3 separate regions of the Mus musculus genome follow, and regions 1 and 3 are each linked to region 2. A link is a loop called in an ENCODE intact Hi-C map of the cell type or tissue named here. Cell type or tissue: heart. All regions are shown on one strand.

Region 1 (5,000 bases), 110 kb before region 2:
GACACCAACGCTGCAGGCTTTGTCTCCAAGTGGTTTCCAGGCTGTGGGGCAAGGCCTGCCTGGAGGGCCGGCCTTGCAGTGCCCTCCGTGGCCTCTGTGTGGAGTTGCAGTCTGTGTTCTCTCGGGACCTCTGGGCAGGATACCTCGCCCCAGGGCAGCTCACTCAGCCCTTCTCCCTTCCACAGTCCTAGGAGGAAACACCCACTCCTGTGTGTGGATTGCTTCTCCAGAGCTGGTGTTTATGTTTTTGTTCACCAAGGACTGTCATGCACACACTCTCAAGTGACACTGGACAGGGCTGGGCAGGGTTACTTGAGAGATGCCGAAACAGCAGCCGGGAGAGGGGACGTTGGTTCTGAGAGCGCCGCTGTGCAGCTAGCTCCCAGCTGGTCCAGCAGAGAGAGGCAAAGTCTGGGAGTAGGCAGAGAACTATTTCAATGAGGGCCTGACTTTCATTCCAGCCTTGGTCCCCATGGCCCTGCCTGCCCCTAGCAGTGCTGGCAGAGTCCGAGGGAAGCAGGGAACACCCTAAGCTCTGGTTCAATGCTAGACCTCTGTCCACCTGTATTTTCAAACTGCATGGGGTTGGGGATCCCTGCCCGGTGTCCTCTGCTCCTACAGGCTTCCGCATGGCCTTCTTCAGAGATGGGCAGTGAGGTGTAGTGTGGGACAAAGACTATGGGTCCCAGTGTTCTGCTCCCAGAAACCTGGGGATAGAAAGTCCCCTAACCCATTGGTCTGGAGTGTGCTGAGAGCATAGCGCCCATCTTTGTTCCAAACCTCTCACTTGACTGGTGCTCAGCCAAGGCTTGAACTCACAGATCTTTGCTGTGTGTGTGTGTACATATGTACGTATTTGAGGAACCGGGGAGAGGGACACTCTATATGTATTATCCTAGTCACCCTTGAAACACCTAGTGGGGGCCGTGAGGTAACAATGCCCACTTTATAGACAAGGGAGTGGAGACTCCAAAGAGCTGGTCCAATTTTCCTAGATTGTGTAGTAAGTGGCTTGGCTAGTATGACCTCAGAGGCGCCATGTGCCATCAGGTAGAGGTAGGGTCTCTATACTGCTTCCATTCTTTCAGATCAAGAGGGTCTGAGAGCCTGAGTTCTCAGCCAGCCTTCTCTTGTGGGGGTCAGATGGTCAGAGCCAAGCCCCTAGAGGGGTAAACAAGAGATGAAATAGAAGCCTGTGAACAACACCAGGCAGGGTGGTGACAAAGACATGCTCTCCCAGTGCCACTAGGAACTGAGATCTCGGACAAGCTCAGCCAACAAGTGCTAGATTCAGGTCCAAAGTCCGGCAGGTTTATTGTCAGGCCACCGAGGTCACTCCCCACGTAGCCTGCCTCTCACCCCTGGGTTCTCCAGCAGCTGCCTTCTTCCTGGAAGGCGGGGTGATACAGCAGGTGGCTCCACACTGGTCCTCTGCATTGAGCCCGAGGGCAGTCCCACCTCAGCGTGGGTGAGCATTTCTGCCATTCCTTAGCATAGTTCCCTGACAAAGATGCCAGCTGAGAGTGGGCAAGGAGCACAGCTGGGTCAGGGTAGCAAGCCTGCGGGATCTGAGGCCGCGGTAGAAGGGGCATGGTGAATAGCCTTTATTTTTGAGACAGCATCTCATTGTGTAACTCTAGCTGGGTCTGGATTAACACTATGTAGATCAGGCTAACTTTGTACTCAGAGATCTACCTGCCTCTGCTTCTGCCTCTGAGTGCTGGGATTAAAGGTGTACCACCAAGATGTTTTTATTATTATTATTATTATTATTATTATTATTATCATCATCATCATCATCATTATCCTATCTTCTGTTTCTCTTTTATCTCTCCCCATACTTGACTTGCCTCCCTTTCTGGTTTCCTTCCCTTCTCTCTTTCCTTCTATCTTCATGATTGGATCCTTGAAATGAACCAGTGTATGGGAGTTTTTGGCCTAGCCCAGATCATTCATTCCTATTGCTGTCCTAAATCCTCTTGGTACCCTTTTACCACTAAATATATATGTTAGTGTGTTTAGCCGAAGATGTGACCCCTGTGACCCCTGTGGACAAAGGTAATGAGCAGCATTTGGGTGACTTGGAAGCAGGCATTGCGGATGATTTAGACTTGAGGAGTGTGGTCATTCATTTATATTGGATCTCAGCAGATGCCATTCACCACGGAGGGCTAGTGTGACAAGTTCTTGTTATAGACACTGGGACAGAATCTGGAAGCTCATGGATGCTCAGGGAGAGATGAAGTTGGGCCTGCCTGGATGCCCTTACCTGGTCCCTCTCTTCAGAACCCTCATTTGCTTTGACAGTGATCTGAGGCACACGGCTGGGATGTCATAGTGGGACTGAGGCTTCAGAAGAGTCCCAGTTGCTGGAATTGTCCCTTAGGTGGCTTGTCACAACAACGTGAATGCTCTGGGGGATAGGGATAGATACTGTCACGTCTGTGTCACCCAGCACCGGGCTAAGGCCTCAGGCAGGGTTTGAGACTCTGTTAATTGGGCAAATGAAGGAATCAGAATGTGGAGAGCCCTGGGGAAAGGTCCCGGCCACCCTTGGCCCCTTGTCTGCAGACCTGGGTGGCTGATCCTCCCCAGGCTCCCCCCAGAGAGGCGCCAACCTTCCTGTTTTGGCAGTGGCTCTCAGGTATTCTGTCTGCACAGGCTCAGCTGGCAAGGGATTTCACAATGCCTTCACAGAGGGCCCGGCCCTGGGTGGAGACCGGTTACAAGTTCAGTCAGACCTTCTTGGGCAGAAGGAAGGAAGAAGGGTTACAGCTGAGAGAAGCCGTGGCTTTGAATGTCTTCCTCCTGGATTTTCTTGTATGTAAGGAGTGGTGGCGCTTAAGGAGGCGCTGCATATTTGATGAAAGAGTGGAGAGGGGGGGATGGGTCACTGGGAAATCGGACTGTATATCCTACCTATCCCAGGTCAGTACTGTATCTGTGTACTGTCACAGCCTTGGATAACAATACTATCTCCCCCTCCTCCCTCCCTTCTTCCGTTCCTTCTCCCCCTTTCCCATGTGTCATAATACCCATATCCGTATGTAAGTAAATCAAACCAGAATCTAGACAACGGGGACAGGGAGTCTCCTGCCTTATTCTTTCCAACTGTGTAGGTCTGAAAGGAAGGCGAGGGATCTGGGGATGCTGAGAGGAAGTCAACGGAGCAGGGATGTTGGCCAGACACTCCCATAGATCAGCTGGAGTCTGGCTGGGGATCTGTGGATGTATGTTATGAATAGGCAGTCCAGCATCAACCCGAGGGGCCAAAGAACAAAACTGGTCTGACTTAAACAGACCCTCCTTTGCTCAGAACCAGACACCAGGCAAGGCAGATGAAGGATTGTGGGAAGGGAATGTCAAATGCCGCTAGCCAGTTGTTTCTCATCACACTCCTCCAGTTATAGCACATAGGATCGCAGTGATCTCACTTTTGACCAATGGCCAATGCATTCAGCTGTCTGGAGAAATAATCTATTAACTGGGTACCTGCCAATTGTCTGGAATAGGAACGGAGTTTGGGCATAGGTTTTAAAAAGTGATAACATTGTTACAGGTCCTGCCTAGGCAAGGAGATGGGAAACACAAGCCAGCCAGCACTAGCCCCAGAGTTAGACTTGGACGAGGCGCTGTGTTCTGAGTAACTCAGCACCCCCTGGCTGACCTCTTTTCCTCTGCGGAGTTCTATGGCAGTGGTTCTCAACCTGTGGGTCATGACCCCTTGGGTGAAGGTGGGGGTTGAAAGACCTCTTTCACAGGGGGTCACCTAAAACCGTTAGAAAGCACAAATATTTATATTATGATTCATAACAGTAGCAAAATTACAGTTATGAAGTAGCAACAAAAATAATTTTATGGTTGGGGGTCACCACAACATGAGGAACTATATTAAAGGGGTGCAGCGTTAGGAAGGTGGAGAGCCACTGGGCTTTGGGTCTAAGGGCACACCACCATAGACCCCCAGCATCTGAGCCTTGAGTGAAGAGCTGGGGGACACTTGCTGGGTCACACGGTTGCCATTGGGACGCTTCTCCCACATCCTCGTCTTGTGTCCATCTTGTGTGTTTTGGGGGAGCGATGGCTCATGTCTGTGTGTTCCTCTCTCCTCTTCTCAAGACCCCTTGTGATGCTGGCTTGTGAGGAAGGCAGCAGGACTGGTCCCCAGCCTACCACCAAGCTCAGCCTATGGCTGTTAGGGACCCGTGCCTTAGTCCTGGTTGTGAAAGACATAGACACGTTGTCACAGATGACTCTGGCTTCATCCAAACCCTTCAGCTAGCTAGACAGTATAGGAAAGCTAGCTAGACAGTATAGGAAAGGGTCTGACACATTCTGCAGGCAGACTGAGCACAGCCAGGCCCTTTGGATGAAAAAAACTTTCAGAAAAAATGGCTCTTGTGTGATCATTACATATCTGAAGTGTGAGCATGACAACAGCCATCTTTTATCAACTACCACATAGGCTTGCTTTATTTATTTATTTGTTTATTTATTTATTGTTTTACTTGTACCTGTTTACTTAATTATTATCCACTAAGCGTGTCTCGTGATTATTCCCATTTTGTAGATGGGAAAGTTGAGGCAGTGATCCATAAACACTTTACCATTTGAGAGAACAGAGGACACTCAAATAACCTAAGTAAGCTCTTACCCACAACACCTGGGGCCTGGGTGAGTTCTACTTTATATAGTAAATAGGCCTTCCCTCAGAGAGCAGCCTCCAAATTTGTGGTTCTGTTGGGTTGTACCAATTGCCTGATAACAGCAGCATTTTCTCCAGGTCTTTTTGCCTATGACCTGTTATCTCTCAGACATCCATCAGAGTCTGTCGAAGTGCGTCAGATGCAAGGTCCTCCATGGTGTGGTGGGTGGATTGTGTTGGGCCTCAGCGTCACCGGTGGCTGGCTGGCCCTTCAGTTAGCACCAGCTCTCACATGTCTGCTTTTTTTTTTTTTTAAAGATTTATTTATTATTATACATAAGTACACTGTAGCTGT
Region 2 (5,000 bases):
GAATTTCACTGACCCAGCACATTTTGATGATTGACGGTGTTGCTGGAATGATTGCAGGAGCCTCCAGATATATTGATTTTGAAGGAAGGCCATTTATTTAGACAGAGGCATTGCAGTAAACTGAGTGTGTGGTTGACTTGTAACCAGTTTACACGCTATCATCTATTCATGTATATGAATGGCCCTCTGAAAATTATCACAATGTTCAATTTTTAAGTTGTATTTTTGTTTTTCTTGTCATATGTGTGTGATAATGTTGCATTACAAACCTTTTCCTGGAGAGACACAACACACACACACATCTACTTGCAGATCCTACCACAGACCAAAATATGAATACCACCAAAGTCCAACTTGGTGAACCAATGAAGTTATTGGATTTACTTAAAGGAGCAGAAATGACTCAAAGATGCTGTATCACCAAAGCCCACCTCAGCATGGGTGATAGTTTACAAAGTTGGGAACCTGGAGCTCACTACAGGAAGCTCAATAGGTTAGAAAGTGTTCTTCCCAAGTGGCTCAGTTGGTCTAAACCCCTTCCAGGCAGCTCGGCTGCTTTCTGCTTCTTCCAGGCAGCTGGTCTGGCTTCGGAGTCTCCTTTGCAGTTTGGCTTATCTAAGAGGGACTCTCAGTAGTTATTGCTTACTCTTCCAGGGAGGGGCCTAATGAATCCTGTCAGTTTCAGGGACTTCCTGAAGCTGCCTTGAATGGTTTACCTTTCTGCTTAAGGAGCTCCCTTGAGCTCCTTCACTCTCTGAGGAAACTGTTACACAATGGGTATGCAGGCATGTGTGATTGCATATTCACATGTGAATATTACATGTGTGTGTGTGTGTGTGTGTGTGTGTGTGTGTGTGTTTGTATACATGTGGAGATCTGAGGATGATATAGGAAACCCTCCTGGTTTTCTACTTTACTTATTAAGCAGAGTCTGTCAATCAAACCCAGTGCCCCATTTGCTCTGAAGCTAGCATTATAGGCAGCAGTAAACAGCCCAGATCCATTCTTTCTCCTAATCTGTCAAGGCTAGGGATTATTTCTTTTTATGTTTATTTTATTTTTTTATTTATGGGTGTTTTGCCTGTATGTATATATGTCTTTGTACCACATGTGTAGAGTGTCCATAGAGGCCAGAAGAGCATGTCAAATCCTTGATACTGGAGTATGTATAGTTGTAAACTGCCCCGTGGGTGCTGGGAATCAAACACAACACTTTTGCAAGAGCAGCACGTGCTCTTAACCACTGAGCCATCTCTCTGTCCTCAATATTTATATTCCTTGCTCGCCTTTGACTAGCCACAGCCTGGCATAATGCCCACTGGCACAGGCTAGACACACATCAGCGGCTTCTCCAGAGACCGTACTGACTGTGACTCCTCAATGCTGTTTCCTTATGCATTGGGTAGGAGTGGCTTCAGCTGCGGCTTCCTGTTGGAATTGCTGGGGGAGCTTGTAAGGAACGTTGATGTCCAAGCCCCATGGCTGGGGACTCTGGTTTACCAGAAGAATCATATGCAGTATAATTTTGTAAAAGCCAATGCCTCGCCTACAGTCTACTGTCCGGACCCTGGTCTAATGCCCAGGTTTCAGGCTCTACCCTGTTCCTCCAGCTCGAGTGAGGCTCTTGGGGCTCTTTCCCTAGAACACTCCTACACATGTGGCTTACCCTTGGAAACTTCTCAAATGGCTCTCTGTCATCAGGCCACACCACCAGAGGCCATGGAAATATATTCCAGAGACCTAAGAGAAGTGGATTTAGTTCTGTGTCAACCAGCAGTTATGGAGAAGAACCAGGAAAGGGAAGGTGTGAAATATGAGGAGAACATAAGTTGATTGGAAAGGCATCAACAGAGGGAAAGGCTCTGAGGAAGAGCTGGGGGAGGGGAAGGAACAAAAAAAGAAGCTGGGATGCCCATAGCTGACCCTCAGACAAAACACCTATGAACCGACAACAACACTTGGCTAGGGTCCAGTAGACTTCAATGAGGATGGAAACTTCCAGGCTCATGTTGAGTGGGAAGAATCGTGGCCAGGGGCATGGCAAGTCTGGGCGGCAGGAAGGTGAGTGCATAGCACTAGTGTGAGCCTGGACTTAGTGAGAAGAGGAAGGAAGCTTTGTAAAAGCAATTTACATCTATGTATCTATTTCTATTTGTCTGTCTGTCTATTATCTATTTGTCTATCTGTCTATCTGTCTATCTATCTATCTATCTATCTATCTATCTATCTATCTATCTATCTATCTATCCATCCATTCCTCTGGGTTTTCTGTTCCTTCCCTGGTGCCTTGGCCACTTTGCCTAGTGTCCCGGCATCCCAGGAATTTCCCTACTGCTCCAGGGAGGATGTTTCTTGCCGCAAGGTTTTGCAAAATAAGAAAAGGTTTATCAACTCCTATTGCACCACAGGAGAATGTTCCCGGCCCCTTGACGTTTACAGTGTGTAACTGATTTTATCGGGAGGAATGTTGTTTGGAGTGGAGTGGCCTTCTCCAATGGGTAGACAAGAAACGGAAGGTCATTTGAGGATCCACCCCAAACTATGTAAGTTGGTGCTCAGCATTGCTGTACATAAGGCTTGGGACACTGGCCAAGCCATGAGCAACCCTTCCTCCCTGGAGGAGGTCCCAGCCAGTTTCCAGAGGGACTGGGTGTTTACATTCTCACCTTGGCCCTGAAGGGCAAAAGCCCTAAGCCTAGCACTGGTCTGCAGAAAACAGCAAGGAAAGGGCTCTCTAGCCCTGGACCTAACATTACTTAACTCTGCCTGGACAAAAGCAGACCATTCCTGACATTCCAGAAGGGGGACAATAAGGCTTCTCCTGGAGGGGATTAAAAATACAGAAGGGGACTTATTCCTTTAGCTCTTTGGTCAGAAGCCCAAAGGCCTTTTGTTTCCTGGAACTCAGAACAAAACAGCATAGAGGCTGCATGTATTTCACAAGAGGTTGGGGTTCTGCCTCTTCTAGTTCAACTCCTGAGAGGCTGGGTCAGCCCTGCCGCTGGTCTGCATGGTTCTTCTGAGCAGTAGATCTTTGGGCAGAGGAAGGTGCCAAATGGCAGACAGAGACCCAAGCCTGGGATGACAAAAGAGGCCAGAAATCTTCATCCCTAGTGAAAGGGATAGGGTTGAGCGGCCTCAAGATCAGCTGCTGAACAGCTGAAGAACAAGTTAGGTAAGCACTGAACAGCAGGATGCTCTTCCAGCCCACCCACCCCACCCCCCTGCCCAGTCTGGGTGGGCCTGTGACAAGGTCTAAGTTATGTCACTACAACTATTTTTAGATTGGATAGAATTCTAGCCCTCGTGTTCTAACTCCTAGAATGTGTGAATATGATCTTATTTGAAAATAGTCTTCACTGATGTAATCAGGTTAAAACGAGACCATACTGGATTCCAGCGGGTCCTACATCCACGGACCAGGTCCTTAGAAGAAGGCCATGATGCTCAGAGAGGGAAGGTACCCATGTCACGATGGAGGAACAGACTGTAAGCCAAGGGTGGCTGGCTACCACTAGATGCTAGGAAGAGGTGAGAGTGGTTCCTGCCTTAGACCCGTCAGTCAGGATTCTGTTAGAGGACAAATTGTCATCCTACATCCAGGCACTGATGGTACCTAGGTAAGAAACTAGCTGCATGTTGCTCCCGGTCTCACATCCTTCCAGCTGCCGCTTCAGTTCCTCACCTCACAGACATCCTCATCTCCTGCCTTACTCAGGAAACTTAGGTCCTGAGACAGAGATTCAGACCCTTGGCTGGACTGCCCGCTCCTCCACCGGTGTTCCCCTCTAGGCCTTGCACCCAGCAACAGCCTGTACCCTCCTGCCTCTCCCCTACTATCTGTGCCTTCACTCCCTGCACTTCTGTCCTACTCCCTGTCAAGTAGATCCTTTCTCGGTCCAAATTCTGCACTGAAAACACCACTCCCTCTCTCCTCACCCCTGTAGTCACTGGCCCAACTCACTCTGTCCACCAAACACAACCCTCTTGAGACATCCTCTCAGCCAGCTGGGCTTCACCACCCTCTCCTCTGTGTGCCTCTCGTGTGGCTTCTGTTCCAGTCACCACAATTGTTATGATCCCTGGTCACAAATGTTGCCAAAGCAATGGATTCTTTCAGCCTTTGCCTTACTTGACCTTCTTCGGGGTTATACACTGTTGACCACACCCTCCTTCCCTTGGCCCCAATGACACTACCACCACCCACTCACCAACCCCGCCCCCCAGCTCTCCTCCACCCTCTCTATGCATGGCTCCTTTCCAGTCTCCTTTCTCTCTAGGGCAGGTCACGTTGGGTTCTCCAGAGCTCGTGCTCAGGGCTCTTTGACTACGGTTCTCCTAGGTGACCTCATCCCCTTCTATTCAGACTGAGACTGCAGACTCGGACTTCTCTCAGCTCCAAATCTACAGGCTCAAAGGCATCCTTGACACTGCCATATGGATGTCTCAAAGTCACCTGGGACCAACGTCCCAAACCCAATCAATCAATGATCTTGACTTGGAAGACCTGCTACTTATTCATACATGGTCCTCTCTCCCTTGTGAAGGGTACCAACATCTATCCAAGCACACAAGCCCAGAATTAAGGAAAGCCTGACTTTTCTCCACCTTTCTTACCCATCAACACTGCTTGTGGGGTTTGCTTTCTACTCTTAGTTTCAAACCCAGGACAAGCAGCTGAGATGCCTGCTTAGCACATCAAAGCAGACCTGGTCACTAGGTTCTCCCTGCATCCCTCAGTCCCTACCTATCACAGAGCCCTCTGGCTGGCATACCCTGCCACCAACTCCAAACTTCTCCAGTCCAAGGGCTGGGCTGCCTTTCCCTTAGATGCCCTTTCCTATATAAATCCAGCCATTTTGGCTACCCATCCTCTTTGGGCCTCCTGGATGCTGCACCTGGTTCCCCTTTCCCTTCTCTGCCCCCCCCCCTCCCATTGCTCTGGGTCATGTCCACTCTGGGCTCTCCCAGATGTCCCTGCCTCTGGCTATGCTCTCCCA
Region 3 (5,000 bases), 92 kb before region 2:
AACCTCTGGAAGAGCAGTCAGTACTGAGCCATCTCTCCAGCCCCCAAGTACTTTTAAAAACAGAGGCCATTGGTCATAGAAGGCACAATTTGGCTGTTAGAAGCCATCTTGCAATAGGAAACGTTCAGCTTCCCTTCCACAAGGAAGAATGCTCAGCTCAGAGGAACCAGGCTGCTCTTTCAGAGTGTAGAGGTGGCAAGGGTTCAGTTGCTGGACACTTAGTCACTCCCCCATCAGAGCAGAGCATCTACCCCTCCTCCTCTGGCCCTTCATCCCCTTGGATGCGAGAATGTGTGTATGTGTGTGTGTGTATGTGTGTGTGTGTGTGGGGGGGGGTTGGTGGGGGTGTTACTGCTTCCTGGCAGCCTGTCCCGCTCAGGGTGGAGGCCTTCCCCAGGGACAGAGGAGGCTCCAGGCTGCTTTCCTTGGGTAATCTGGGTGGACCCTGCAGGCCCAGCCCCATTTCACGTTTCCCTTCTGGCCCCTGCTGAATGTCCAGCCCTCTCTTCATGTTTTCTCTCTGGGTGGAGTCTCAGACTTGGAGACCTCATTCACTCCTCCACAACCCCTCCTCGAACGACCAAAGTTACCAGGGATGAGGCTAGAGTGCAGGTTGAGGGCTGCTCCCAGCTCACTGCCCAGAGTTCCCTGGGGCCTCTTTCAAACCTGTCCTATCTCCTCTTTCTTCTCTGCAGGCCCATTAGCTGTACACACTGGATATGGTCTATCCTTTTTAGGATTTTCTTTGAGGCCACCTCTTACTCTGAAGCCAGCCTCGAACTCTTCAAGCACCTGCCTCAGTTTGAGGTCCCCGGCAAGCCCCACCACATCCAGCTCAAAACACTCTTACTGGACACCTCTAATTGTCCTGGGCAGGGGGAATCCATCATATATGGCCTTGGCAGTATCTGGGGTTTCTCTTCGTTTGACTCTTGCGTCTTCTAAATATTCTGCTTCTGTCCTGCACACTAGTGTCCTTCGTGGTTAAAGTGGCTCGGTCTCTGTAAGTTTACGTGTGCATCCTGTGGGGTCTGAAAAAATGATGTTTCTCTGGAGTCATCACCACCTCTGGCTCTTACAATCTGCCCACATCCTCTTCTTCATAGAACTCCTAACCTTGGACGGAGGCGTTTGATAAAGATATCCCATTTAGGACACAGTGTTCCAGAGCCTCTCACTCTCTGGATGGTGTCCAGTTGTGGATCTTCTTGTCGTTGGCTCTCATCTACTGTAGGAAGAGGCTTCTCTGATTGGATGGAGCGATGCTCTGATCTGTGGATATAGCAAGGTGTCATTTTATTGCTATGTTGTTGTTATTGTTTTAGCAGAATAATAGTGTTATGTTTTCGCTAGGGACCATGACCGAGGAAGCCTCAGGTTCTTGAGCATGGTAGCAGTGTCACACACGGGAATGTACCAAACGCCACTCCTAACCAGGAGCTGTTTGTAATTGATTACTTTCTGGGAAAGAAACAACAACAACAACAACAAAACAACAACAACCCAGTTTTCTCCAATGGTGTGTCACTAGGAATATCAGCCACATTCTAGGTAGGCCTCATGCCCAGGAATTATTGGACAACATAAAAGTCTCTGTGGTCTTGGTTTGCGTGTGTGTACTTTTTGTTTTATTGTGGTATTTTTTGTCTTACTGATTTTTTTCTTTATTTTTATCTGTTTTGATTTTGTGGTTTTGTTTGTTTTCCTTATTTTGTTTTTGTGTTTTATTGAGAAAGAGAGAGAGAGAGAGCGAGAGGGAGAGAGAGAGAGAGAGAGAGAGAGAACACAAAGTTGGTTGTGGGGAAGAATTAAGATAGAGAAAAGAATATGATTAAAATATATTGTATGAGAATTAAAAAAAATACAAATTTTAAAAATGGCCCAGTCAAGCAGACCATACCCCTGCCCTTCTTCCCTCTTTTCATCTCTCATTATCTGCACTCAGGAAAACCACAAATCACTGTTGACCCAAAACCGTGGAAGATAAAACCATTCAAGGCCCTAGACAGGTTGTAGCTGCGTTGGTGATGCTGGTTGTCATCTGCTGGTTCCCAGTGGCAGGGCAGGAGCTTCGGGGCAGTCTTATGCCTGGACTAGATCTCACACCCAATGCCCAGGCAAGAGGAACCCAGCTGGGATCTCTCCCCAGGCCATGCCTCCCTGTGATCAGGATCCCAGAGTGGGGCAGATGATAATGCTAAAGCCCAGGCTGACAGGGTCCCTGCTGCTAAGCGCCTCTTGCCCCTTGTTGCCGCTGTGAGATGGGCACTCTTTGAACACTCCTTTTCCTCACCCCTCTGTCAGGCTATTTTAGATGTGCCCGAGTCTCTGTCCCCAGAGGATGACAGGTAGTGTGACACTGGGCTCTCATGGATGTCAGTCCAACTCCACATCTGAGGGGGTTGGGGCGGGGGCTTAGGACCGGCCATACGCTGCTGGAGGCTCGAGTAGTACTTCCGGCAGTGACTGTACTGTATTTCCTTCTTCTTTGAGGATCTCAGCGTGCTGAGCCCTGGTGGCCTTCCCTTCCCCTGCCAGTGTCCCTCGCGCCCCTCCCTTCGGGGCTGTTTTGGTGCCTGTGTTTTCCCAGAACCTCGGCCTCTCCTTTCCTTTTCCTTGCATAGTGACTCTTCCTGTGATCTCTCAGGCCCCACCCTCCCTCAGTCTGGGGGGCGCCGCTGCCTCCCTTCCTCTCTCCAAGCCCTTCCTCCACTCTTTCTATTCCTGGTTGGACCAGACTCTCTCATTGTCCCTTCCCAGGAAAGGCTTGTCTGGCTGGTCCCTGGTCCCTGGTCACCGGTAACTGATTGCAGGGTGGGGGACCTGAGCTCAGAAGAAAGCGGGTGATGCGGGAAGCTCCGCCCGCAGCCCGCAGCCCACAACCCACAGCAGCAACACCAGCAACGTTTTTAGAAGCCTCATTTTCTAAGTTAGTCCACAGTCACAACGGGACTCCCTCACCAAGGGCTCAGCTGCCCGTACTCAGTTCACCAGGGTTTGTGTGTGTAGCGGGCTGGGTGAGTACTTACACTACAGATGCCACAGGGTGTTTCCCAGCAGCCACCGCGTGGCTAGGTCTGTGAGCCTGGGCAACTGGTACCCAAACCCAGATCAACGATTCTTACATCACCGCTAAAGGCATTTACCACGGGAAGAGGAGACCTTCCGTCTGCACCCCCCTGAGGAGGTAACACTAAGCCCCCAAGAACTACAGCCTACTGACAACTTCAGGGGAGTGACCGGAATCTGGGGAGAAGTTAGGTCTTTCTACACACAGGCCTGCAAGGGCATCCCTCTGCCTCTTCCTGCCTGGGCCTGTGAGGATTTGTTTCTCCCACCCCTCCCCCATTCTGCTTTTGGTCTTTAAAAGTACACAGCACAGAGGGGCCCTGGAGTATTTTTACTCGGTGGATTCAGAAGCAGATGTTCAGGTCAAGCCCAGGCGCATTCACAGGCAGCAGCTGCAGGCTCTCAGCATCCCAGGCACTTAGGCTTGGAGATGGCAGCTGACAGGACCCAGTTTTTGCAGCAAGCAGTTACCATTTGGGTGTCAGGAAGCAAGCTTTGTTTGGGGGTGTAGCTCAAGGCTAGGGCACTTGCCTCGAACCCTAGACCTGCAAAAACAGAAGCCCCAAACATAGTGCATGGGGAGTCTTGAATGCAGACAGACCTGGAATCCCAGCAGGGTTGGCTATCCTCTCAGCTGGGCCTCTATCAACCCTACTCGGTGCCTCTGACCTGTGGTGCTCCACAGGACATGCCTGCCTTTCCCAGATGAAGTCTGCCCGAGGGAGACACCGGTTTCTGAAGCTGAAGAGGACTGCTCTGTGTGGGAGGCAGAGTGACAAGCCTCAGTCTGAGCTGTCCCAGGATATTTATTACAAATCCTGAGAGGGAATCAGAATGAGCAAGCGTCAACAGGCTTAGGAGGTGTGTGTGTATGTGTGTGTGTGTGTGTGTGTGTTTGTGTGTGTAATAAGGCCAGTCTCAGATACTCCTTTTCATCTGAGAGAAAAATGGCCTATATGGGACCAAGCAACCAGGCCCAATGCCCTGTCCCCATGAGCTTGGTCAGAAAAACTATAGATTATCTCCCTAGGCCCCAAATTCTAGACTCAAGGCCACAGCCTCAGATTTCACTTCAGAACCTTACTGAACCCCTCTGGCTGTGTTGTGGGTGATACCCCTCCCTAATTAAATGCTATTTATTCTCTTACTCATGACTTTCTCGTAAACGATTCTAATCATTCTGGGAAGCAGGACAAGTATACACGGGGAGAAAGAAAAGAAGATGGCACATTTGGGATGCCCCTCTAGACACTTGGCCTTCGCGTGGGATCATTTCCTGAAAGATACGACTTTTTCATAATAAGTAGATTGCCTTCAATTTTTTTTCTTAACTGCAGGAATTTTATAGGAAAAATTTGAAGGAGAAGACTTGCTGAGTCTAATGGCAGATGTCAGGAACCTGTGCACTGGGGAGGTGGAGCCAGGTGGGTCAGGAACTCCAGGCCAACCCAAGCTACGTAATCAAATCTATCTTGGGAGGGAAAGGGCAGATGAAGAAAGAGAGGGAAGCAAAGAGGGGGAAAGAGCTAGATCCCAAGGAGGGAGGACAGACAGACGGAGGGAGAGATAGATCTGCCTCAAGGAGGGAGGAGGGAGAGACAGAGAGGATAAGAATTGCCATAATTATTTATATAGACAACCACAGTTAATATTTTGTTTTTTTTGAGACAGGGTTTCTCTGTGTAGCCCTGGCTATCCTGGAACTCACTCTGTAGTACAGGCTGGCCTCAAACTCAAAGGCATGTACTACCAGGCCTGGCATAGATATTTCTTCCATGTATAAGTTTATTTTTAATATTTAAAACATTGGAAGTTTTTATTTATTTATTTATTTTTAATTAGCATGCTAGGTATTAGATAAGATTATGGCTTGTCAGTTTTCTGCGCTACTAAGTACTGTGGTGGTTTGCTATGATACGGGTCCTCATGCA

Evidence for each region. Peaks named below come from ENCODE experiments on the same cell type or tissue, not always from the same donor. Only the 100,000 strongest peaks of a DNase experiment are listed, where the experiment ranks them.
Region 1: a loop joins it to region 2, with 6 times the contacts of the local background. A loop is called at or near these places in 10 of 42 quality-filtered maps.
Region 3: it touches region 2 in a loop (4-fold over the local background); 9 of 42 quality-filtered maps call a loop at or near these places.

What each region holds. Positions count from the first base shown.
Region 1 is chr16:33,560,402-33,565,401 of GRCm38, forward strand. All of the region lies in intron 4 of Slc12a8 (solute carrier family 12 (potassium/chloride transporters), member 8), which reads left to right. Among named protein-coding and RNA genes, the nearest start is that of Slc12a8, 45 kb to the left of the region's middle. In heart, a CTCF peak has its summit at 5; DNase peaks (open chromatin) are centred at 90, 1,060, 2,660 and 3,530; H3K4me3 peaks cover 570 bases; H3K27ac peaks cover 2,984 bases.
Region 2 is chr16:33,673,990-33,678,989 of GRCm38, forward strand. No RefSeq gene overlaps it. Among named protein-coding and RNA genes, the nearest start is that of Heg1, 8.0 kb to the right of the region's middle. In heart, no CTCF peak of the experiment used is centred here; DNase peaks (open chromatin) are centred at 1,982, 2,482, 3,032, 4,092 and 2 weaker places; H3K27ac peaks cover 1,214 bases.
Region 3 is chr16:33,581,570-33,586,569 of GRCm38, forward strand. The region is part of intron 4 of Slc12a8 (solute carrier family 12 (potassium/chloride transporters), member 8); the gene reads left to right. Among named protein-coding and RNA genes, the nearest start is that of Slc12a8, 66 kb to the left of the region's middle. In heart, a CTCF peak has its summit at 2,509; DNase peaks (open chromatin) are centred at 462, 1,052, 2,632 and 3,402; H3K4me3 peaks cover 1,416 bases; H3K27ac peaks cover 3,857 bases.